4 separate regions of the Homo sapiens genome follow, and all the other regions are linked to region 3. A link is a contact called in ENCODE Hi-C or POLR2A ChIA-PET data. All regions are on one chromosome and are shown on one strand. Each heading gives the region's core, a stretch centred on a gene start or an enhancer-like site at or near the end of the contact. The rest is flanking DNA. Distances are from core to core; before and after follow the strand shown.

Region 1 (3,060 bases), core at 91-2,590, 160 kb before region 3:
TGTTCTTAGTGCAGAGCCTGGCCCGCTGTTGGTGTTTAATAAAGTGTGTTGATCTGAAATGCCCCAGACCAACCAAGATTCCCAGACTTGGCTTCTTCCCACACTGGGCTGGAGTCCTCCCGGAGCTCAGGGGGAGGTGAGGGCCCCAGAAGGTGCACTTGCCATCAGGCTTCTCCCTGGGTCCCAGGAGGACTGCAGCCAGGCCCGAGGCACCTTTGTGGGAGGTGGGTAGAGGGCTGAGGCAGCGTCACACCTTCTTGCCCCGCCTCCCCATCTGCCTTCCCCAACCCAATTAGACCAGCGCAGACATAAGCCTTCCCTGCCAGGGCCTGCAGACTTGCTGATGTGTTGATCCTGCAGCCAGAAGCCTATTAAGGCTAGAAATGAGTGTGACGGATGCAAATGCTGTGGTGGCCATACTTAGTGCCCCCTTTCCCAGAGCCGCTTGTGCTGAGTCTAGCTCATTAACTTGCTGCAAACCCCTAAGGGGCAAAGAAGGGCCGGGTAAGGCAGTGGTGGGCTGCCAGGTGGGTGGCCAGGCAGGATGAGGGTGGCAGGAGCCTGCCACTTCCTCGGTTTGGTGCGATCCGCCAGGACGGAGAAAGGAGAGGGAAGGTATGGACCCCCACAGTGCCCTATCACCCCAATAATTGAGGAAATGGCACTTCCTAGTATCGGCAGCATGCCAGGCACTGCTGGATGTGTAAGACCCTATAGTTAACATAACACTGATTATTTCCATCCCAGGCTCAGAAAGATGGATTTGGTCCAGGTTGCAGAGCCAGGCTTCTGAACTCTCTCCTGTGCCCTGAGCCTCTTGTCAGGAGGAGCTGGAGCCTGGGGTTGGGCCTTGGGCTCGCATTCCGGCTCCGCTTGCCATGTGACCTCCTGCCTTTAGTTTCTACTCATACATCGTTAGGCTTCATAGTGGAGGACACTGAAAACCCTTAGCAAACTGTAAAGTTCCAGAGAATTAACCTTCCCTGACCCAGTGAGCTGGGTTTGAAGCAGGAATGTCAGAGCATGGCAGGTGTGGAGAAACCTCGAATTCAGCCCTGCCCTGCCCGGGCCTCGCCAGAGCTCCCTCTCCAGCTCCTCTTGCCTCCCTGCCCCAGGATCCCCTTCCCGGCCTTGGGGGTCCAAGGCGGCCTTAAAAGAAGGACTACTTTCTCCGAAGGGGACTTGAAGTTGAGGCCGCTCAGCAACTGCAGAGGTCGGGCCTCCGGGACCCAGGCCCGCGCCCGAGCCGGCGGCCTGCCGTTCGGCCGGCAGGTGGCAGCACCCTCCCGGGCTGGGCCGGGCCTCCGCGGCGGGCGCTCGCCGAGCGGCCTAATCTTCCTCCTCCCAGGCCGCGGGCGGCCTCAGACTCCTGCCGAGCAGCTGCCGCGGGAGCACGGGCCAGGTGGGCGCGGAGGCTCTGCCTGACCCTGAGCGCTAACTCAAAAGGTGCGTTGTTCGCCCACGTCCTCTGAGCCTGGGCTGCGGGCCCTGGGTGCCAAAGGGCGTGTCCCCTGCCCACCCACCGCGACGGCGACGGGACCCTGCAGCCTCCGCGTTCCGTTCCCTCACTTTGGGCCTTAGCACCCGGAGCGGAGCAATAAGACACCAGCGAGGGTGAAGACGCACACGCCTTCTGGGCGGGGGACGAAGGGCGCAGGCAGGCCTCTAAAACACCCCCACCCCCAGGCCCGACTGGCCCGAAGGTCATTCGCAGTTTCACAGTTTACAAAGCACGTTCCAGTTATCCCCTTGAAATCTCCCAGCTGTGTGAGGCAGACAGGTCCAGAATTTTACAGAGGCTCAGAGGTTGAGCCAAGGGGCCTAAGTAGCCAACAGGTATAACCACCAAGCTTCTTGACTCCCAGTACAGTGCTCCTCCGGCTATCTGCACTGCCCCCATTATACACTTTGGCTCTTTAGTAATTGACAACTCTTCTTCAAATGTTCATTCTCTCTCTCTCCTCATGGGGGGCAGGGCAGAGGCAGGGAAAGGTTTAGGACCTTCCATGATGAGCCTCCATGGCTAGAAATTGAATGGGAGCAGGATAGGCGCGCTGCTGAGCGCCCCTAGTTCTCACCAAGGCACTTTAGGTCAGAAGGAAACAGTCTCAGAGCAGGAGGGGGAATGCGATGGCAGTGATGACTTCAGGCCATGGGGTCATATAGGAGTGGGCAGGGAGACCCCCGGACATGGTGGGAGAGAAGGAGCAAAAGGAAGGAGGTGATGTGGTGCTATAGGTTGCTTTCCTGCTCCTTCCAGGAGAGACGTGGCTGGTGGTTCCTCATCCCACCTGCAGAGCTGAGGCTGCACCCAGCTGGGACCCAAACCGCCTCTCTTTGCTCCCCACCTTCCCCTCCGCTCCCAGTCACTTAGATTCCAATACAATTTCCAGCTAACCAGCATGTCGATAGAACAAGTCGGGCGGCCGGATTGCTGGCCAATTACAGGAAATCATTCTGCTCCACAGCTCAGCGCTCAGGAAGGGAGAGGGAGGGAGGGAATTCAAGGGAGCAGGCGCCCAGCTTACAGGCTGGGAACGGGCTTCAGGCAGAAGGCTGGGAGTGCTGCAGCCCCCCACCCCTGAGGGGTGGGGGGTGGGGGAGGCTCCTAGGGGCAGGCCAGCCCTAGGCTCATCCTCAGCCTCATGCGGAGCTCTGGATCCAACTTCTGTGTGATGGGGAGATTGGTGCCCCAAGCCACTAAGAGAGACAGAGCTGGGAGTTGAGTGTGGTTGAGGGTCCGGCAAGCGAGGCATCTTAGTGTCAAAAGGGATAGAAGCCGAGATAGCAGGACCACCCTCTCCCAGAGCCCTATGCACCAAGGAGTGGGCATCTGAGGGCCTGGAGGCTAGGGTCCACACAAGCAAGACCTGTGCTCTAACAGCCCGCTGTGGGCCACGGGGTACCTAGGAGGACAGGGGAAGGGGTCGACAGGGAGCGGGAAGGAAAGGGGCCACAGCCCACAGCTGAGTGAACTAGCAGCAGCCTCATCTGGTGAAGGAGTAAGTCTTCCACCCTGGAAGGTGGGGCACAGAAATGTGGGAAAGGCCAAGGGCCCCC
Region 2 (3,327 bases), core at 429-2,928, 230 kb before region 3:
TCCTGACCTCGTGATCCACTCGCCTAGGCCTCCCAAAGTGCTGGGATTACAGGTGTGAGCCACCGCGCCTGGCCTTCTTTTTTTTTTTTTTTTTTTTTTTTTTTTTTTTTTGAGACGGAGTCTTGCTCTGTTGCCTAGGTTGGAGTGCAGTGGTGCGATCTTGGCTCACTGCAAGCTCCGCCTCCCAGGTTCATGCCATTCTCCTGCCTCAGCCTCCCAAGTAGCTGGGACTACAGGTGCCCGCCACGCCACGACCAGCTAATTTTTTGTATTTTTATTAGAGACAGGGTTTCACCGTGTTGGCCAGGATGGTCTCGATCTCCTGACCTCGTGATCCGCCTGCCTTGGCCTCCCAAAGTGCTGGGATTACAGGCGTGAGCCACCACGCCCAGGCTTCTTTTATTTTGAGACGGAGTCTCGCTCTGTCGCCTAGGCTGGAGTGCAATGACGTGATCTTGGCTCACTGCAAGCTCCACCTCCCGGGTCCATGCCATTCTCCTGCCTCAGCCTCCCAAGTAGCTGGGACTACAGGCACCCACCACACCACGACTGGCTAATTTTTTATATTTTTACTAGAGACGGGGTTTCACCGTGTTAGCCAGGATGGTCTTGATCTCCTGATCTCGTGATCTGCCCACCTCAGCCTCCCAAAGTGCTGGGATTACAGGCGTGAGCCACTGCGCCTGGCAGCAAAACCCCGTTTCTATAAAAACAAAAATTGGCCGGGCATGGCGGCACACGCCTGTAGTCCCAGCTACTTGGGAGGCTGAGGTGGGAGAATCAGTTGAGTCTGGGAGGTCGAGGCTGCAGTGAGCTGTGACTGTGCCACTGCACTCCAGCCTGGGCAACAGAATGAGACCCTGTCTCAAAACAAAAAAAAAAGAATCCCTACCTGAAGCCAGCCACAGTTGGAGCATTTGTTTCTTTGGGAAACTAGGAAAACTGAGACCCAGAACAGAAAAGCAGCTCACTTTAAGGTTGCCCAGTCCTTCAGCCAAATCTGGGTGGGGAAATTGGGATTAGAAATCGGGGATCCCTCACAAGCTCAGGTCACCCTTTACCTGACCCGGCAGAGGGGCGTCACAGACCCTGTAGTGCATCTGCGCTGGGCTTTGGAACGCGCTGCCGTGTGTATGAAGGTTCACTAAGTGGATTCATCATTCTATTTATGCTTTACTTAGGCTAAAATTACAGAGAATAGGTGTTCTCTGAGCCTTTCAACAGATGGCAGAGAAGCTAGTCCAGGCACAGACTCAGAGGAACTGAGAAAGTTAAACTAAAATAAAATCCTGCTTCAGATAACAGAAATAGAAAGTCCAGGAAATCTGAAGACTATGGGCTGGTTCGCTTTTCCAGTAGGAGAAAGCTCCCTCTCCACCCAGAGCCCTTCTCTCCTGCTGACAGCCAGGCTCTCCTTGCCCTCTCTCTGCCCCCTGCCCACCACCCGGGGCAGCACTGGCCTCTGGCAGTCGGTAGAGCTTCATGGTGCGCTGCATGGTCATATTTCTGCTCAGGTGGGAGAACTTCACTTCAATCAGCTTCCGTGGGTTTAGGGACCGATGCCAATACCTGTGGGGACACAAATGTCCTGTCCTCAGGGTTCTGGCCAATCCCTATTACAAGGACAATGGCAGGGAGACCCCAGCTGGCCAGCAGGTGGCGTGAGAGACACATCAGGTGCCTCCGGAGTCAGTGGTGTCACCCTGCTCTCCAGCCTCCCCCTCCCCACAGTGAGTGCTGCCAAAGCTCCTCCTGGATTTTCTTTCTCCCTATTTTTCTTGCTCAATTTCAAAAACTATTCCTTTGCTACAGCGGTTGTCTGGGGAGACCAATCCTCACTCCTAGAATCAAGTCAACGGAAAAGGACTGTAGTCATGCCCAGAAGATGATGGCAGAGGCACTCACCCTCCTCCCTCCTCCCCTTCTGCTTTCACACCTGGTGTTTTTACTTTTAAAGTTCTCTAAGGAGAGATTATTCAATTGTTTTAAACAACTTTCTAAGGCAGAGGTTGCCCTTAGATCACATAGCTGACTTGCTCTATTTGGTGCACACAATATTCAAAACAATTTGAGCCAACCATTTAAAACTTTAGGACATTTCCCATAAAAATCCAGATTTGGGCTCATCCCTAAAAACAAAAACAAACCACCAGTACCGCCCCCCACCATCTCCAAATGGCAGCAGCCAGCAGACACCAAGAGCCCTCCAGACAAGGCAGGGACTTGCCAATCTGCCATCCCTACAACCCTCCCGCCCTCTCCATGCTCCCCATCTGGCTCCTGCAGGCACCAAGTGCCCGCCTTACCAGATACGCCAGAGGTGGGATGCTAAGGGCGGAGCTGTGACTCACAGTGGCACATGCTCCTCAACTACAGTGCAGACACCCGCATTTTTGGGGCCTTACAGGAAGACAGTTTTACCTGCAGGTGCCAACGGGCTTTGGTAGTACCACCCCGGCAGTGTAAACTGCTTGGAAGATGCCCTCCAGGTGAACCCGCCTGGTGATCTCTCGGATCAGAACTGGAGCAACCCTCTTGGAACGCAGCTTCTTGTGGACACACAGGAAGTTGATCTCTACCATCTTCTTCTCTCTAAGAGGGGGAAAAATCCAGGTGACAAGGTTTTTAACAGGGAAGGGAATGGTGATCCCATCAAGCACGTGCAGCCACACCTAGAAGGACCAGGTCTGCAGCACGGGTGTACTTTTAGCTGCCACCTGCACTCAGTACTGGGACTCCCCACCACACTCCACCAGGCAAGGAGCCTGCCTCACTTCAACAGAATCTATTTCCAAAGGAAGGTGGGACCCAAGCAAACACCTTTATTTGAAGGTACCACCAGCATCTCCCTGATGAGTCCCTAGGAGTTGGCTGGGGAATCCCACCTTTAGCATGCAGGGAAGCAGCACAGGGAACCCACGGGGCAGGTCAAGGCAATTCTAGGGTTTCAAGGGTTCTGATTCCCTCAAGAACACAGCTGGTAATAAGCCCTGAAGACTGTGGCAGGCAGATGGTTTCAACACTTCCAGGGAAAATGAAGAGCAGAGATCACAGGCCCCAAGGACTATCTGAATCTGGGTCACACTCGCTCTGGCCCATTTCTGCTGCTGTTCAAGTGCTTCCATGTGTGACTGGTACAGGCGTTCAAAAATGAGCCTCTGATTAGCCAGGTGTGGTGGCGCATGCCTGTAATCCCAGCTACTTGGGAGGCTGAGGCAGGAGAATCGTTTGAACCCTGGAGGTGGAGCTTGCAGTGAACCAAGATCGCACCACTGCACTCCAGCCCGGGCAACAGAGTGAGACTAAGAAAAGCCTCTGGCCAGGCAC
Region 3 (3,350 bases), core at 103-2,602:
GTGGCTCAGGCCTGTAATCCAGACGCTTTGGGAGGCCAAGGCGGGAGGATCACTTGAGTCCAGGAGTTCAAGACCAGCCTGGGCAACATGGCAAGACCCCATTTCTACTAAAAATACAAAAATTAGCCAGGCGTGGTGGCTCATGCTTGTAATCCCAGCTACTCTTGAGGCAGAGGCTGCAGTGAGCTGAGATTGTGCCACTGCACTCCAGCCTGGGTGACAGAGCAAGACTCCGTCTCAAAAAAAATAAAATAAATCAACTGGGACTGGTGGTGTGCACTTGTGGTCCCAGCTACTCAGGAGGCTGAGGCCAGAGGATTGCTTGAACCCTGGTGGTCAAAGCTGCAGTGATCCATGATCACACACCACTGCATTCCAGCCTGAGTGATGGAGTGAGACCCTGTCTCAGAAAAAAACAAAACAAAGCATGTTCGTATGAACTTTGCTTTCTTAACTGTTTGCACAATATGTGATGCTTGTCAGATTGAAATCATTTGTCAGGAGATGGTAAGGATTTAATTAAGCATGTGGAATGCTGAGAAGCAAAGAATATAACGTGGCCGGATGTGGTTGCTCACGCCTGTAATTCCAGCACTTTGGGAGGTCCCAGTGGGCAGATCGCTTGAGATCAGGAGTTCAAGACCAGCTTGGACAACATGGCTAAACCCTTTATCTCCGCACAAAATAGAATTAGCTGTTGTAGTGGTGTGTGCCTGTGGTCCCAACTACTTGGGGGGCTGAGGCAGGAGGATCACTTGAGCCCAGGAGGTGGAGGTTGCAGTGAGCCGTGATCACACCACTGCACTCCAGGCTGGGTGACAGAGTGAGACCCTGTCTCTAAAAAAGGGAATATAGCATGACGTTTATATGAATTTGTACTCCCTAAAAGATGGGACTAAAAGGGTAAAAATTATAGGAATTTTCATACAGACCTTTCTCCCAAGGCAGTAATAAAATATGCAGGTATTTAATAAGCACAGTGGACACACACATACACAAAATGTGTGTGGCCATTCCGGTGGACAAAACAGCAAAACCTAGCAACAAGATAAAATAGCAATTAAAATTTATTAGTGCTGAAAAATACTTAGTATCTTATGTCAGACTGGAATGGATTAATAAAAAAAATTTATAGAGCCTGCCTCAGTAGAGACCTTGAGTCTACTGAGGGTGATTTAGCTTGGCCCTGCCCTGACAGGATCCACAGCAAGGTGACCTTTTTTGGTTCCTTCCAGTGCACAATGATCCTCTAAATCTGAGAAGTCTGTAAATAGACTTCTGTTTAATAGGTGAGGGAGTTTCTGAGTGGGAGGAGATGCTGCTTTTCAGACACCAGGGGGCAGCACTGGGAGTAATCAATCTGAGTGCTTGGTTTATTGGCTGGGATGGGGATGTAACCAAGTTGGCTTTGCCTGTGGTTTGAAGGGTAGGTAGCAGAGATGCCGCTGAAACCAAACTTTTGTCCTTGCCAAGAGCTTTGTCTCCATAGAAGAGAGCCTTGTGAAGGAGTTCTTCAGATATTTCTTTGGACTTCCCTTGTCTCCCTCTAGCACCATGCTCAGGCTCTCACTACAGCTGACATGGTGTCTTACACCCTCACAGGTTGTAGGTGACGTGGACACCAGCCTCCCACGGACCCTAGACGAGCTTGGCATCCACCTGACGAAGGAGGAGCTGAAGCTGAACATCCGCCCCTTGCTCAGGCTGGTCTGCAAAAAGTTCTTTGGCGAGTTCACAGGTAATAATGTGCTCGTGGCCCCTTAACTCTGTCATCCTCGTGCCCTGCCACAGGTATCACAGCAATTTTTTCTCACCCAGCGATGGAGGTCAGAAATCTGAGGATCTTTTCAACAAACCACAGATTCAGATGCAGAACACTGGTGTTTTTCCTAGCTGCTTTCCTTAGTGGATGATGGCACACATTCTATCTTGGGAACCAAAAGGAATTACATTTTCCTGCCAGGAGGAGTGTTCAAGTAAATGAGATGGGGAGGCAGGCTCTGTGGTTCTGGTATATTTTCCAGGGGGCAGCCGGGAAGGTGGATGCTTGGGTAGTGTGAAATAGTGCAAAAAGCACTAGGCTAGGACTTGGGAGACTTGGTTAGTTACACAGAAGGCACGTGATACAGCAGAAAGACACTGGACTGGTTGAAAAAACCACCTGAGTCTGTCTCGATCCTGCCCTGGCCATTCCATGAGATGACCCTGGGCCAGCCACCTAATTCTTCATGACTCTGATTTGTTATCTGTAAAATCAGGGAAGTGGAAAGGGTGATGGCTGAGGGTCTTCTCAGCAGTCTCTGATTCTAAGTCCGGTGGGAATTAGGTGTCTGGGCCCCCAAGGTGCGTAGTTTTAATAGCTTATTTTGGTCTGCCCATCAATCTGACACACCAGATACCATTGAAGGCACACAGGCCTATCCCAGTGTGCTCATGGGGGTTCCCTCTTATGTGGTTTATTAATGTGTTCAGAAAACGGGGTAACTTATTGAATAGAGATGCATGCAGTGTTTCTCAAGGGGAGTCAGGTTGGGAATTGTTTTAAGTAGATGTTAGATGGGGTGCTTATTTTGTTCCACGTAAATGCGTATAGCCAATAAAAGTTCATAGATCGATGTACTTTAAACTTTTTGTCAGCTGAGTTCCAAGGAACCATGTACCACTGATACCTGCTGCTTGCTCTTTTCTGGCATCAGGGTGACTCCAAATCTTCTAGCAGCACATTCCCAGGAAGCAGGCTATCACTATCTATAGTGCCAGAGCTTTTAGAGCTAACAATCAGTCCCCGCACTTTGAGCTTTTTGACCATTGTGAATGGCTCAGTAACTCCTGCTCGTGCTCCCTGGGAAGGCATGTATTAATGGCTTTCTCTTCTCCATCCACAGGCTTTGTGGACATGTGTGTGCAGCATATCCCTTCTCCAAAGGTGGGCGCCAAGCCCAAGATTGAGCACACCTACACCGGTGGTGTGGACTCCGACCTCGGCGAGGCTATGAGTGACTGTGACCCTGATGTAAGGGCATGTGGCTCCCCGGTTCTCTGGTCTTTTTTTCCCCTTCCTGTGTGGGGATACTGATTTCTGGTCACAGGAGTAATGCCCACTTTCCCACCCTTGCCTCCCCATCCCCATGAGCACAGTCAGGCCTGAATGCAAAGCCTGATGTTGCCACCGCTAGTGCTATGACCTTGGGAACATTACTCACATTTCCTGAGCCTCAAGGCCTTGGTCTATAACACGAGCATAATAAAATGTGAGCGGTTGTTATGAGATTTAAATAAGATTAAGGAAGTGTTACGGTTGTGTTCAGCATGTTGCCTGGCAGATACTAAAGATTCAACAAATGGTAGCT
Region 4 (3,045 bases), core at 74-2,573, 180 kb after region 3:
TTATCTTTAGTGATTTTGTTTGTTCGTTTGTTTGTTTGTTTTTGAGATGGAGTCTCACTGTCGCTCAGGCTGGAGTGCAGCGGCGCGATCTTGGCTCACTGCAACCTCCGCCTTCCGGGTTCCAGCGATTCTGAGTAGCTGGGATTACAGGCCCGCGCCACCACACCTGGCTTTTGTTGTTGTTGTTGTTTGTTTTGAGACGGAATTTCGCTCTTGTTGCCCAGGCTGGAGTGCAATGGCACGATCTCTGCTCACCGCAACCTCCGCCTCCTGGGTTCAAGCGATTCTCCTGCCTCAGCCTCCCACGTAGCTGGGATTACAGGCATGTCCCACCACGCCCGGCTAATTTTGTATTTTTAGTAGAGACGGGGGTTCTCCATTTTGGTCAGGCTAGTCTCGAACTCCAGACCTCAGGTGAGCTGCCCACTTTGGCCTTCCAAAGTGCTGGGATTACGGGAGTGAGCCACCGTGCCCGGCCTTATTTTTGTATTTTTACTAGAGACGGGGTTTCACCATGTCGGCCAGGCTGGTCTCGAACTCCTGACCTCAGGTGATCCACCCGCCTCGGCTTCCCAAACTGTTGGGATTACAGGCGTGAGACATGGCGCCCGGCCTGTCTCCTTATCTTTAAAATGTGGACAATAAAAGCATCTCCCCACAGGGCTGTAGGGAGGATTACAAGAGATAATGCATGAAAAGCTTTTGGCACAGTGCCTAGCAGAGGGTGGGGTACGCTTCTCAAAGAATAGTCCCGTGCACGCGTTGAATCAATGAGTGGAAGAAATAACTTGAGGTTGCCTGTTTATTTACTGAGTGCCTACCATGGAATCAGGGAAGGTTTTCTGCAACCTTTACTTTGACAGGGAAGGGCTTGTACAGGTGAAGGTGGTAGCCGTCGGTAGCGACGACGAGGGTATTCCAGGCTGTCAGGAGGTTCTTGCCAGACAGCTGTGTGGGAGTGGGCGGCCAGCATCCCCCGAAAGCGCGGGGAAGGCAGCTCGGTCGGGTGGAGGAAGCGATGGCATCCACGCTGAGCTCCAGTCCTGGGTAGTTATTAGCCGCGTGACTTTGGCCAAATTACTGCACCTCTCTCAACTTCCCGAACTGTAGAATGAGTCTGTTAAGAATACTCACATGCCAAGCATCTTGTGAGATCACGCGACCGCACGTATGCGAAGACGCGCTTCATCTAGAAAGCACAAAACTCTCAAGCCGGCCGACACGGCTGCGCTCTTTGCACTTACGGGCCTGGGCTTCCTCTTCAGGCATGCGCGGTGGACCTGCGGCGCGGCCCGTCAGGCACTGCGGTAGGCGCCCTAGGGGCTTGCAGGACCCTGACCCCAAGATGGCGGCGCCCAGCGAAGTGGCCGCGATAGCCCCTGGCGAAGGCGATGGCGGAGGCGGCGGCTTTGGCTCCTGGCTGGACGGACGGTTGGAGGCACTGGGAGTGGACCGAGCCGTTTATGGAGCCTACATCTTGGGTATCCTGCAGGAGGAGGAGGAAGAAGAGAAGCTGGACGCTCTGCAGGGGATCCTCTCTGCTTTCCTGGTGAGTAGCCTGGACACATTCCTTCAGCCTCTGGCCAGCATCTGAGGACCTGTCAGTACTTTGCACCCTCCCTCCCCTACCGGGTATCCCAGAGGCTCAGTGGTCTCACCTGGGAGAGGTATACTCCTCTGATATCTGGGCGGCGGGGGAAGGAGGTTGCTCCCCAACCAGGTGTGGGAAGCCTGAAAGCTGCAGGTACACAGAGAGGAAGGGCTTTCTCGTATTCTTGGGGACAAGGCCCTCTCCGATGCTTGTGAGTGAGCCGAGGAGGGTTCTTCCGAAGGCATTGAAATGTCAGAATGGGAATGTTATCATAAATATCTGACGACCAATTCCATTTCCATCCGTTTACAGTGTTCACTGGGGGTATTAAAATGCTCTTGGGAGGTCTGTGCCTATTACAAGGCAGTTCCCAGGGCTGTCCCATGACAGAAGCCTGCAGGAAGTGCCCTTTTGATTCTTATATGGATGTAGGAGTCCATAAAAGGTAAGCTGGTGGTAGAAGTCTTTTCATGCCCACGCAGAACTGAAGCAAACGTCGTGCTTGATCCATTACAGTATTTACAGTAATCATTGGTGGTGGGAAGGAGGGTATGAGAGAGATCAGAGCTTTAACGAAGAGAGAGAAACTTAGTCCTTAGCCTGTTAGAAGCAAGGTATTCAGAAATGTGTACTTTAAGCTATGTTTACATAGTAAGTCACCCAGATGTCCACTTTTTCAACCTGATCATTTCTGCTGCCTTCATCTTCACTTCCCACACCTCCAACATACACACTTATTAGACTGGTTATTACAGATTAAATTGGTTGTAGGTGCTACCTGTGGCTGTCTAACAAATTGTTTCCTTTTAAATACAAGCTTAAAAATAAAATTTACTTGAATCATCACTAAATGCTGTAGAAGCTAGAGTTGTCTCTGCATTCATGGATTAGAGGAGATCCTGGATACCTGATTGCTACTGTGAGAGCCACCTGTCTGTCCATCAAAGGCTTTATCCTCTGGCATTTATTACAATGGACAGGTTAGAAAAATGGGTTCTTTGTTATTCTCAAAACCAATTTTGAAAGGCTAGTAATAGAATCAAAATGTACCATGAGGTGGGGCACAGTGGCTCATGTTTGTAATCTCACCACTTTGGGAGGCTGAGGTGGGAGGATTGCTTGAGGCCAAGAGTTCCACACCACACTGGGCAACATAGCAAGACCCTGTCTCTACAAAAAAATTTAAAAAATTAGCCAGGTATGGTGGCGCATACCTGTAGTCCCAGCTACTCAGAAGTCTGAAGTGGGAGGATCACTTGAGCCTAGGAGGCTGTGGCTGCAGTGAGCCGTGATTGTGCCACTGCACTCCAGCTTGGGTGACAGAGTGACCCTGTCTCAAAGAAAAAAAAATTAGTATAAATATATATAGATATAAATGTACATATTCATATCTCATTTTTTTAAAAGGGTAGAAGGCAGAAACATTTTCAAATCCAAAAGTGTTTTGTGAAAGC

What was found. Hi-C counts contacts between places; a loop is a spot of excess contacts on that map. ChIA-PET counts read pairs that join two places held with the same protein, here RNA polymerase II (POLR2A). Pooled maps may share reads with other maps.
Region 1: a loop to region 3 is called in a pooled map, with 4 times the contacts of the local background. The contact joins two enhancer-like sites. A Hi-C loop is called at or near these places in 6 of 50 pooled maps. POLR2A ChIA-PET finds 5 or more read pairs at or near these places in 3 of 52 experiments (PC-3, Panc1 and activated T-cell).
Region 2: a loop to region 3 is called in a pooled map, with 4 times the contacts of the local background. The contact joins two enhancer-like sites. A Hi-C loop is called at or near these places in 4 of 50 pooled maps. POLR2A ChIA-PET finds 5 or more read pairs at or near these places in 6 of 52 experiments (H1, K562, PC-3 and 3 more).
Region 4: a loop to region 3 is called in a pooled map, with 4 times the contacts of the local background. The contact joins the promoter of CCDC43 here to the enhancer-like site in region 3. A Hi-C loop is called at or near these places in 6 of 50 pooled maps. POLR2A ChIA-PET finds 5 or more read pairs at or near these places in 2 of 52 experiments (HEK293 and activated CD8-positive, alpha-beta memory T cell).

Annotation. Positions count from the first base shown.
Region 1 is chr17:45,020,356-45,023,415 of GRCh38, reverse strand. DCAKD (dephospho-CoA kinase domain containing) reads left to right here. Exons shown (of 5, transcript NM_001288655.2): 5 at 1-72. Among named protein-coding and RNA genes, the nearest start is that of DCAKD, 30 kb to the left of the region's middle. RefSeq lists a silencer at 1,035-1,384. Within about 2 kb of position 1,340, at least 22 of the 41 ENCODE cell types and tissues checked have a DNase peak (open chromatin) inside an H3K27ac peak, as active enhancers do.
Region 2 is chr17:45,097,647-45,100,973 of GRCh38, reverse strand. It overlaps NMT1 (N-myristoyltransferase 1), which reads right to left. Exons shown (of 12, transcript NM_021079.5): 7 at 2,422-2,592; 8 at 1,461-1,569. Among named protein-coding and RNA genes, the nearest start is that of MIR6784, 15 kb to the left of the region's middle. RefSeq lists enhancers at 1,384-1,433, 1,845-2,345, 2,346-2,846. Within about 2 kb of position 1,678, at least 10 of the 41 ENCODE cell types and tissues checked have a DNase peak (open chromatin) inside an H3K27ac peak, as active enhancers do.
Region 3 is chr17:44,863,318-44,866,667 of GRCh38, reverse strand. It overlaps EFTUD2 (elongation factor Tu GTP binding domain containing 2), which reads left to right. Exons shown (of 28, transcript NM_004247.4): 14 at 1,603-1,738; 15 at 2,886-3,013. Among named protein-coding and RNA genes, the nearest start is that of HIGD1B, 17 kb to the right of the region's middle. RefSeq lists a silencer at 1-105. Within about 2 kb of position 1,352, at least 2 of the 41 ENCODE cell types and tissues checked have a DNase peak (open chromatin) inside an H3K27ac peak, as active enhancers do.
Region 4 is chr17:44,688,054-44,691,098 of GRCh38, reverse strand. It overlaps CCDC43 (coiled-coil domain containing 43), which reads left to right and starts at 1,323. Exons shown (of 5, transcript NM_144609.3): 1 at 1,323-1,549. The coding sequence starts at 1,346. It overlaps LOC105371792 (a long non-coding RNA gene), which reads right to left. Exons shown (of 4, transcript XR_007065769.1): 3 at 2,806-2,921; 4 at 2,086-2,158. It overlaps LOC124904010 (a long non-coding RNA gene), which reads right to left and starts at 1,318. Exons shown (of 2, transcript XR_007065770.1): 1 at 1,245-1,318; 2 at 789-1,104. RefSeq lists enhancers at 1,193-1,332, 1,001-1,590.